2 separate regions of the Mus musculus genome follow, and region 1 is linked to region 2. A link is a contact called in ENCODE Hi-C or POLR2A ChIA-PET data. All regions are on one chromosome and are shown on one strand. The core of a region is the stretch at or near the end of the contact, and the rest is flanking DNA. Distances in the headings are between cores, read along the strand shown.

Evidence for each region. Hi-C counts contacts between places; a loop is a spot of excess contacts on that map. ChIA-PET counts read pairs that join two places held with the same protein, here RNA polymerase II (POLR2A).
Region 1: a map of heart shows a loop between it and region 2 (12-fold over the local background). The contact joins the promoter of Actg1 here to the enhancer-like site in region 2. A Hi-C loop is called at or near these places in 12 of 37 maps with a recorded cell type or tissue (Patski, T-helper 1 cell, T-helper 17 cell and 6 more). POLR2A ChIA-PET finds 5 or more read pairs at or near these places in 3 of 5 experiments (Patski and embryonic stem cell).

The regions. Positions count from the first base shown.
Region 1 is chr11:120,346,753-120,351,839 of GRCm38, reverse strand. Actg1 (actin, gamma, cytoplasmic 1) reads left to right here and starts at 3,345. Exons shown (of 6, transcript NM_009609.3): 1 at 3,345-3,415; 2 at 3,743-3,871; 3 at 3,965-4,204; 4 at 4,491-4,929; 5 at 5,022-5,087. The coding sequence starts at 3,749. Mir6935 (microRNA 6935) reads left to right here and starts at 4,427; the gene lies at 4,427-4,490. 0610009L18Rik (RIKEN cDNA 0610009L18 gene) reads right to left here and starts at 3,162. Exons shown (of 2, transcript NR_038126.1): 1 at 2,978-3,162; 2 at 650-1,083.
Region 2 is chr11:120,313,645-120,318,883 of GRCm38, reverse strand. No RefSeq gene overlaps it. Among named protein-coding and RNA genes, the nearest start is that of Mir6935, 31 kb to the left of the region's middle. RefSeq lists an enhancer at 1,458-4,011. Within about 2 kb of position 3,346, at least 3 of the 3 ENCODE cell types and tissues checked have a DNase peak (open chromatin) inside an H3K27ac peak, as active enhancers do; they include gastrocnemius, heart and left cerebral cortex, where a contact is called at or near this core.

The DNA of each region.
Region 1 (5,087 bases), core at 2,096-4,595, 33 kb before region 2:
ACATCTCACCACAGCAGTGAGGAACAGATGGTCCCTGGGTGCTGGAGCGGCTTAGTGGGCATAACAGGGAGCAAGGTCCTGAGAGAAGAGCTTTCTCTTTTTTGAGACAGTTTTCTCTATGTAGCCCAGGCTGTTCTGGAAGTCACTGTGTACACCAGGTGAGCTTTGAACTCACAAGAGATCTGCCTGCCTCTGCTGCTAGAGTAATGATTCAAAGGTGTGGGCCACCACACCCAGCCGAGGTGGAGCGAATCTTTGAGATCAGGCCAAGGCCTAGGCAGGCAGGCCTGCCTAGTCAGCCTCAGGTCTGACACAGGTGCACTAAGTGGCTGGGCACACCTCGGAGCAGCTGGGAACCTCCTCCAGCCGGGCAGATGCCCTTCCTAAGGGTGGGTGGGGAGGCTCTGTTTGTTGGCCAACACACTTTGTTTCATGTGTGCAGACCCTTGACCTTCATGGTTGTAATGTGTCCTGGCTTCTGCCACCCGAGGCTGGCTCAGACTCACCCTCGGTTTACTGCCTCCCTTCCAGTGGAAAGGCCAGACCTGTACCTCTCGGCACAGACAAGATGTCCCCACCTGCATGTGATGTGTCTGCAAAGGCCTAGACAGGAACGTGGACTCCAGTTATTTAGACGTTGAGCTCCTCAGACTTTTACAGTTCCCTTTTTATTCTGGGCTTTTAGGTTTACTTAAAAGTTTCAAAGACATCAGAGGAGTTCACTCATTACACTGTAACGTCAGCTCCCTTACTGAGGGTAACCTTGGCATACATTCCAAACCTGGCCTGATGCTCCCGGCCTTTTCACTCTCTTCTGTTCTAAGGTTAGGTTGACACCCCTGAGGGCAGGAACAGTGGAGACCATGTTTCTCGTTCCCGTTGCCTAACAAGGAGAAAGTGAGTATGAAGTGCCTTGGTGGGCGGAGCCTTGCTGGAGGATCCAGGTACCAAGCACAGAGGTGACCGGACTCTCCGGGGAATCCAAAGTGGCCGCAGGGAGAAGGAAGTGACAGGTTGCAGTGACCACCTGGGAGGGTGTCGGATGGAGCCAGCCTGCAGTAAATCTCCCCAACTCTTCAACTGCTGCATTAATCCACCGGAATATGAAATAAGATGCAACAACGTCACAATAAAAGCCGACCAAAGCCAGCAAAGGAAAAATGTTTTTTATCATTTCTCTAGACTGAGTCTTTCTTTACAACGGAGACACGCCCACTTCTGGCAGCCCTGCAATCGTGAGCCTGCAGCCCTGGCCTGCAGGCTCACGGAAGCCAGGCATTCTCAATTCCTGCTCCAAGTGGGGTGGGGCCGCCAACTTCCACAGCAGGCAAGAACAGCCCGGACCTGACCTTGGGCGAGGCCTCCCTCACACTGCCCAGTTGCAAAACTGACAAATCACAGCGCCTCCTTCTCGTGCACCGCGTTAGGAGGCCGGGCTGCGGCTCCGCTCCGGCGGGGCTGGGGCTACCCCTCCCCCGCGTCCCCAGGGAGGGCTGCGTCTCGGATCCCAAGCGCACAGGCGAGGGTCTCCGCGCGCACCGGCCGGAACCGCCTTTGTCCTGCGGGCCAATGGGTAGCCTGCTTGACTAAATAAGGCGAGGAGCGCGGCCCGGCGCCCCGTCCGTTACGTCCGCCCCCGTGACTCAGGGCGGCCACTGGCCTCCCGGCGGCGGGCGGAGCGCGGGTCGAAATCGCCAAATATGGCCGCGCGCCGCCCGCCGCCCCTGCCCCCACCCGCACACCTGAGTTGCACCTTGGTCCCGCGGCGGGACAAGGCGCCCCCGCCGGGGGAACCCGGCCTTACATGGCCGTTCCGTGCTCGCAGCGCCTTCTGCACACAAGCAGACAAAGGCGTCTTAAGAGAAGGCTCGGATTTGAGGGCCAGGCCCCCGGCAGTACTTCTTGGGTAGCCATGGGCGTGTCAGAGGTGTGAGTGCTCACCGAAACCTTCCACTTTCCCCACGACTCTCACCCCCACCTACAAGTGTTAGTTAGCTGTTAGCTCCTGTAGGCTCATGGTGGGGTCCTGGAGGTCCAGCCCTGCATCCCCCTCATGGGTGGTGCTCCCATTTGACAGGCACCTCTGTACAACCACAGGGCCAGCGCCCTTCTTTCTAGGCCTGATGTTGCACAAAAGGTGACTGAGTGTTGGCACGGGTTTATGGCCAGCAGGTAAGCAGGGCAGGCTGCTTGGTCCCCCTGGGTCTTGTGTTCATGTCTCAGATGGGGAGCTGACCTTGCAGGGCTGCCTGAGAGCGCCTGTGCATAGGGTGGGAGTGGCACCCCGTACCTGCTCGAATCAAGCTCTGTGCCCTGTGACCTTGGAGTCCCTCACCTCACTGCTACCCTCCGCTTCATTCCACAATGAACCATTCCAGAAGCTTACAAATAAAACCCGGTTAACTCCCGTGCCAGCTTTCTCTTCAGGCACCATCTAGGACGGCAGCGCCACGACCCTGCTAAGGGTGACAAGTTTCCAAACAGCCGGGAGAAGGGCAGCGAGGCCGGCCCGCCCCCCACGCCTGTCCGGAGGGGACTAAGGCCTAAGCATTCTGTGCCCAAAACCAGTTTGACCCGGACTTCATAATCAGTGGAGAGGAGTCTCGCCAGCTGACCCACGCGGGGGGCGGGGCTGGACCATCCTGAAAGTCGGGAGACTTCCCCTGCCTCAGTTTCCCTACAATGTGTCCCGCAAAGCCAGCATAACACAATGCCCACTCACACCACCACCACCACCTTCTTTGATGCCCAGGGACACCCAACCCCGTGACGACCCCTCCTCCAATAAAGGGACATGGCTGAAGTGGAAGAACTGGTGACCCTCTCCCACGTGACTGGGATGTGATGGCCGCTCCCCGGACCCCCGGGAATCCCTCCAGCCCGTCCCCAGCCAGGCACACACGGACCCTGTAGAGAAAGGTCCTGGGGGGTGTGCGGGGCACAGGATTCACATAGGGGCGGGGGCCACGGGACTCACCCCAGATCGGGGCGCGGCCCGCCCCGGGCTTGGCAGTTTCGGGGCGCAGCCCGGGCCCTCCCTGCTACGCGGCAGTCCCGGGGCAGGGCAGGGCCGATCGCACGCACGCCACTCGCCGAGACCCCCGCGAGCAAGAACCGGGCCTCCCGGGGTCGCGAGCGCGCGGGGGCGGCGCGGGCGGGGCCGTTGGCGGCGGCGCGGGCCAGGGGCGGGCGGGCCCGGGCCCCACGTGTCCCTGGCGGGCGGGCCAATAGGCGCCCGGCTTTTGGAAAGATCGCCATATATGGACATGTTCTGGGGCCGCGCGCGCCCCCGCCCGCGCGCGCGGCCCGCTCCCGCTTAAATAGCGGCGGGGGAGGCCGCGGTCGGTCTCACACTCCGCCGCCGGCTTACACTGCGCTTCTTGCCGCTCCTCCGTCGCCGCCGCGTCCTTCGCCGGTAAGCTGCCGCTCCCCGGGCTTGGCCCAGTGACTTCCTGTGGCCCTTTCTTCCCGCTCACCCTGCCTGCCGCACCGCTGCGGAGCGGAGCGGAGCGCAGGGCGCCTGACGGGTGGGCCTGGGTCTGCAGCCGCGGCTGGGGGCAGGGCGGGGCCCGACGCAATGCGCAGCCCCTCCTCGCCGCGGCGGAACGGGGCGCTGCCGGTAGCCGACGGTTACGCCGCCCGGGGTGGGGACTGCACTCCTCCGGGGTGGCTCGGCCCTGGCCGAGGACATTTTCTGAGTTCGGTGAGGGCTGCGCTAATTCCGGGGCTTCTTCCTGCGCAGATCGCAATGGAAGAAGAAATCGCCGCACTCGTCATTGACAATGGCTCCGGCATGTGCAAAGCCGGCTTTGCTGGCGACGACGCCCCCAGGGCCGTGTTCCCTTCCATCGTAGGGCGCCCCCGACACCAGGTTAGTTGAGAGGAGTGGCCTCCCTTGTGTTCTCTCTGGGCCCGGGTCGCGCGGTGGGTGGGGCGAGTCTGACCGCGGCCTTTTCTCTCGCAGGGCGTCATGGTGGGCATGGGCCAGAAAGACTCATACGTGGGTGACGAGGCCCAGAGCAAGAGGGGTATCCTGACCCTGAAGTACCCTATCGAACACGGCATTGTCACTAACTGGGACGACATGGAGAAGATCTGGCACCACACCTTCTACAATGAGCTGCGTGTGGCTCCTGAGGAGCACCCGGTGCTTCTGACCGAGGCCCCCCTGAACCCCAAAGCTAACAGAGAGAAGATGACGCAGGTATGCTTGAGCCGGGACCTTGCCTCCCCTTGGGCGTGACGAGTCATTTTGTGTTGTGCCTCATTTCCTGACATTCAAGCGTTTCTTTGGTGTTTCTAGGGTTCTGTTCCTCTTCTCCTGGCATTTCCTCCCTGAAGCCTCCAGGTTTCTGTTTGCGTTTCTGCTTGCGTTCTGTTCTTTTTTTCTTCACACATCACATTTGTGGCATGCAGCATGCAGAGTGTGGGTGTGGGAGGCTCAGGGCCCCTGCTACTCACTCACTCAGGTGTTCTTTGTCTTTCCACAGATAATGTTTGAAACCTTCAATACCCCAGCCATGTACGTGGCCATTCAGGCGGTGCTGTCCTTGTATGCATCTGGGCGCACCACTGGCATTGTCATGGACTCTGGTGACGGGGTCACACACACAGTGCCCATCTATGAGGGCTACGCCCTTCCCCACGCCATCTTGCGTCTGGACCTGGCTGGCCGGGACCTGACAGACTACCTCATGAAGATCCTGACTGAACGGGGCTACAGCTTTACCACCACTGCTGAGAGGGAAATTGTTCGTGACATAAAGGAGAAGCTGTGCTATGTTGCCCTGGATTTTGAGCAAGAAATGGCTACTGCTGCATCATCTTCCTCCTTGGAGAAGAGTTACGAGCTGCCCGACGGGCAGGTGATCACCATTGGCAATGAGCGGTTCCGGTGTCCGGAGGCACTCTTCCAGCCTTCCTTCCTGGGTAGGTGTCCACAACATGATTTAGGAGCCAAGGGGCTCTCAGAAGGGATGGAACACACAGAATGTAGTGGCTAAATGAGCTCTGTTCCCTAGGCATGGAGTCCTGTGGTATCCATGAGACCACTTTCAACTCCATCATGAAGTGTGATGTGGATATCC
Region 2 (5,239 bases), core at 2,097-4,596:
TTTCGAGACAAGGTTTCTCTATGTAGCCCTGGCTGGCTACCATCCTGGAACTCACTCTGTAGATCAGACTGGCCTTGAACTCAGAGATCCACCTGTCCCTGTCTCCTGAGTGCTGGGGTTAAAGGTATGCACCATCATGCCTGACCCAATTTACTTTATTTTTTTAATATGTGCATGTGTGTCTTCGGGTGGGCATGTGCACTTGAGTGGAGGTGCCTTCCAGGACAAGAGAAATCACTGACATTTTGAGCTGGATGTGTAGAGCTTGCATACTCCCTCACACAGGCCCTGAGAACTGAACTCAGGTCTGCTGCTTGTGTAGCGTGCATCCAGCCACCCCTCTGGTCCCTGAATGTTTAAAGTATCCTTTCTCCTTGGTTTACCTTTCTTTCTTTGTTTTTGAGATGGTCTTTCTCTGTAGCCCAGACAGGCCTTGGACTACGCACCTCCCACCTCGTGAGCGCCGAGATCACAGGCCTGCATCACCAGGCGCTGTCACATTTGAAGAATTTTTTTTTTCGCGATAGCTTTCTACATTGAAAATGTATTAAGCCGGGCGAGGTGGCGCACGCCTTTAATCCCAGCACTCGGGAGGCAGAGGCAGGCGGATTTCTGAGTTCGAGGCCAGCCTGGTCTACAGAGTGAGTTCCAGGACAGCCAGGGAAACACAGAGAAACCCTGTCTCGAAAAAACCCAAAAAAAAAAAAAAAAAAAAAAGAAAGAAAGAAAATGTATTAAATCCAGGCAGAGGTGGTGTATACCTTTAATCCCAACATTCAGGAGGCAGGGCCAGGCAGCTGAAGGCCAGCTTGGTCTACAGAGTGACCAGGATTACAGGGCTACACAGAAAAATCCTCTCTCCCTCAACAAAACAAAACAAAACAAACAACAACCACAAAGACAAAAAGAGAGAAAGAAAATATTTTAGCAATTTTTTATCTTTGTTTGCTTAAATTAAACATTTTCTCCTAATTAATTTTACTGTGATATTCTTTTGAGATAAGGTGTCATGTAGCCTAGGCTGCCTCAAATCTACTACACTGCTGAGAGTAACTCTGAATTCTTAACCCTTCTCTTTCTACCTAAAGGTTCTAGAATTCTTTCTTGCAGGGGAGGAAGGCAAGCAGACTTGGGAGTTGTGACTGGCCACTGCTAGAGCAGGCTTGACCTGTTTTCCCTCCACTGTGGTATTACGTGAGCCTTGGTGAGCTCTGGTTAGACCCGGAAGCCTCCGGGCAGCTCCGCAGCACAGCGTTGGCTTCCTTTTTGTCCATTCCCCACCCCCACTCCCCACCCCACCCCCCACCCCCCCGGGAATGTTAGTGAAACACAAATCTTGCTGTTTGCGTTTGGTGGACAGTACAGACACCTTTGTCTGGTCTGCCTGGTTTTGTCTTCTATTCATTGCTTTTACAAGAGCAGGTTACATGCTGGTCAGAATGACCCACCATAAAGAAGTGGTCCTGAGGTCCCAATGAATCAATGTCTATCCGTATTTTTGACCTTCTCACACGAATACGCAATGTGCTCTGGTCACATTTATTCACCTCTGTCCCTCACTGTAAAGGACAGACATGGCTTCCATGTTTCTCTTTTTCTTTCCCCTCCTTTTTTAAGTTATAAAGAAAACATTGATTTTGACTCTTGATTCTGGGTCAGGGTTGGGAGCAATGTGCGGGGGAGCCTCAGGCAGCACAGGGCGAGACATGCTGAGAGACAGGAAGTCAGTCCTTCATGCTGTGACTCTGGAGAGGCATGTAGTATCTGGAGTCCCAGCAGCCACCTCGCCGCCACCAGGGAAGGAGGGAAATCAGCACCCACAGGTGTTGCAGGGGAAAGAGCAGAAGAATCTGGGACCCCGCCCGACGGGACAAAATCACACCGCACCTCTAACTACCTCAATTCCCAACCCCTCACCCCATCGATAATGTGAGAAAAATAATTCTTGCAAACTGAATCCCTGCTAATTGGCTCTCTGTAACCAAACTGACTAGCGAGCAGCTTCCTGGACATGCCTCTGTAGAGGACACCAGCCCCTGTTGGGAGCTTGGGGCTTGCAGAAGCCGGGGTTCTGGGGAGCTATGCTACAGCATGCAGGATTCCTGTCTGTAGTTAACAGATTTCAGCTCGGGGTAGCAGAGTGAGAAGACAGTCTGGGGACAAGATAAGGGTGCCCAGCGAAACCCTGGGGAGCCGTTTTCAGAAAGTGAGTATCCACCTGGGCAACAAGCAGCCGGCGTCCACGGTGGCCCGGCCTCTGCCACGATGTTACCTCGGCACTAGGGACCCAGGCTCGCAGACAACTGCTGCTTACCCCAAGACACTGAGCCCTCACCAATTGGGAGTGACCTTTTCCTGTTTAAAAGCAAGTACTGAAGTTGGTCAGGAGCCCGCTTTCTTGTTTTGTTTGGTGTGCAGCTCCAACGCAGGGCCTGGAGCTTAAGTGTTAAACATCAGCGTACACCTCCAGGTATGGCTTCTCTTCCGTTTTCTCAGCTCTGCCCTTCACACTCCCCTCTCCTCGCTCCACACACTGCTGGCTCGGCAAACAGCAAGCGTGGACCTCCGAGATTAGAAGGAACAAAAGCCTGGGGCTCCCAGCAGCCCTGCGGGCAAAGAGAACTTCATTATGATTGGGCGAGGCCGGGATTGCCTGAACCAATCACAATGCAGGGTAGGCAGGTCTGCTCTGGTTGGCTTGTGCTGGTGCTGGGCAGGATGGACGCCCAGCAGCTACTGTCTGGTCCGCAGGACGTTTTGGGAGACAGGAAGCAAGTGGTTTTGCCCCAGGCAAGCCTGAGAGTGGACCTAGAGCCAGTTGCTAACGTCAGTTCATTTCGTCCCGCTCACTGACCAGTTAGACAATTAAGTCCCGCAGCCTCGATGCCTTGCTTTTTTTTTTTGCCTGTGTGGTGGGGTTCACAATGCTGGGAGCTGTGTGCTAACTTATGTAAACGAGTGAGTGTTAATATGCGCGAGCCAGTGCGCGCGCGCGCGCGCACACACACACACACACACACACACACACACACACACACACACACACCACACAGCCACTGAGCCCTCACCAGAACAGAGGGATGGATGTCATTATTATGCCCTCCAGTCTCCTAACTGTGAACAATGCCTTTTTTCTCTATAAAGTGAGCCCATCTCCCATATTTCAATATAGTAAAGAAAAATGCTCCAATGCAGATGGCGTGTCATTTCTTTATTGCCAGGCAACAAATGACCTTACAACCCTGGAGCTTGAATAGACATCTGTTACCTCACACAGTGTTTGAGAGTGGGCAGTCGGCAGACTGGGGTGGTTTTGGCTCAGGTTCTCCCATGAGGGTGTGGCCGGGCTGGGGCTACAGTAGCTCACCCACTGCCAGGTGCAACCTATGTGGAAGAGAGGAACCAGAAACCATGGCAACCTTCATAGCTGGATTCCATGCGCATTATCACTCCTGTGGCCACAGACACTGTGGGAGGGTAGATGTAGGCAGAGCGGGAGCACCAAGATGCTGCAGTTTCTGTGTCCACCTATGTTGGTCTTAATCTCTCGGCATTCAGTTTTGTAAGGAAGCGCCAGGTTTTGCAGCAGTTTGGGAATCACACCCCAGAAGGCGAAGATGGTGCGTGCCCAGCCCTCTGTGGGAGGTCCCGCAGTTCAGTCCACTCGGGCCCACCCAGTGTATTCCAAGACCTGCATTTCTTTTTTTCTGTTTCTTTTTGCTGAAAATGCCCACATTGGCTGCAAATAAAAACCTTGCCTGGACATGTTGACTTTGTCTATCATGATGATAGATTTTAAGGAATGGGTAGGATCCAAGCTCTCCCTGTGAGCCACAATCAAAAACTTGTCAGCCTCAAGGAGGGTTCGGGGCTGTACCCTTACCCAGATTGCACAGTTTTACGAAAGTGAGATTGCAGCCACAGGCTGCAGGCAAATGAACTCACTGGCAAGATTGTACAAGAGGAGGCTATCTCAGGGGGTGGGACCAAACGAACAAGAGGAGGCTACCGCAGGGGGCGGATGCTAAACAAGCGTCAGAATCCGGGAATCCCTACAACTCCAGGGGCCTATGGCGCCAGACACTTGAGGATCAGGGGTTAGATTTTCAGCTATCTGTCCTGTGAAGCCTCCGAGGAAATAAGTCAGTCTGCACCACTTTAAAACAAACAAACCAACAACAACAACAACAACAACAACAACAACAAACCTAGCCTGGCGGTGGTGGCTCACACCTTTAATCCCAGCACAGAGAAACCCTGTCTGGAAAAGCCACAAACAAAAACAAAGCAAAACAAAACAAAAACCTAAATTAAATATGTCCACATAGGACAATCTTGAGGCAGCAGTGAGGAAGGGAGGGTGGGGAGTCAGACAAGGCTGTCAGTAAGTGTTCTTGGGAGTGCTCTGGCTCCCTCCCACTGACCACAAGGTCCTGCAGGCCCGTCCTTATGTGAGTCTAACTGCCTACACCAGCTTAGTGTCCTTGGTCAGCCATAGACCAGGCTCATCCACAAAGTGTCACAGAAACATCAAACAATAGCTGAAGGGGGGGGGGCGGGGAGGCGGGAGGCAGGAAGGAGGTCTGTCTGTCCAGAAAGCATCTGTGGGCCCACTCCTGGCCAGAGTGGTAATGTCCTTGTCCTGTAGGGTCTGCTTAGTTTCTGCACACAGCAGTGCTCAGAGGAGGTCTGTCTGGTCCTCCTGCTCTTCTTCCTTTGTGGGAAATTTCAGGGGCTGGAGTAGCAGGTCCAGCATCCCAGGTCTGCCTTTTCCCCAAGCAGGCCCTTCCAGAGTCCCCATGGGACAACTTCCTTACACCGGGAGTGTTTGCCAACTTGGCAGATAAGTAACCACTTGTGACTGAATTTTCGTTCTTTCTTTTGGGGAGGCTATGAAAAATCTTTGATAATCTTTGCTCATTTCCTACTAAGTGTCCCTGTTTTCCTTACTGAAGAAGGACCTTCTAGAATATTTGTTCCTATTTAGTTAATTTTGAGACAGAGTCTGACTGTGGAGCCCTGGCTGGCCACAAACTCCCAAAAAGATCTGGCTGTCTCTACCTCCTGTGTGCTGGTGGTATTTGTCTCTCAACCGCTTTGGTGTGCAGTTTGAAAGAAGCTAGCTAGCTGTGGCTTGAAAAAGGCTTTACATTCAGGCCGTCTGTTGTGTGTCAGATGCATGTAAGTGACGTGGGTCTACCATTCATGCACCTGCAGAGCCCAGAGGTCAATGTGGGCT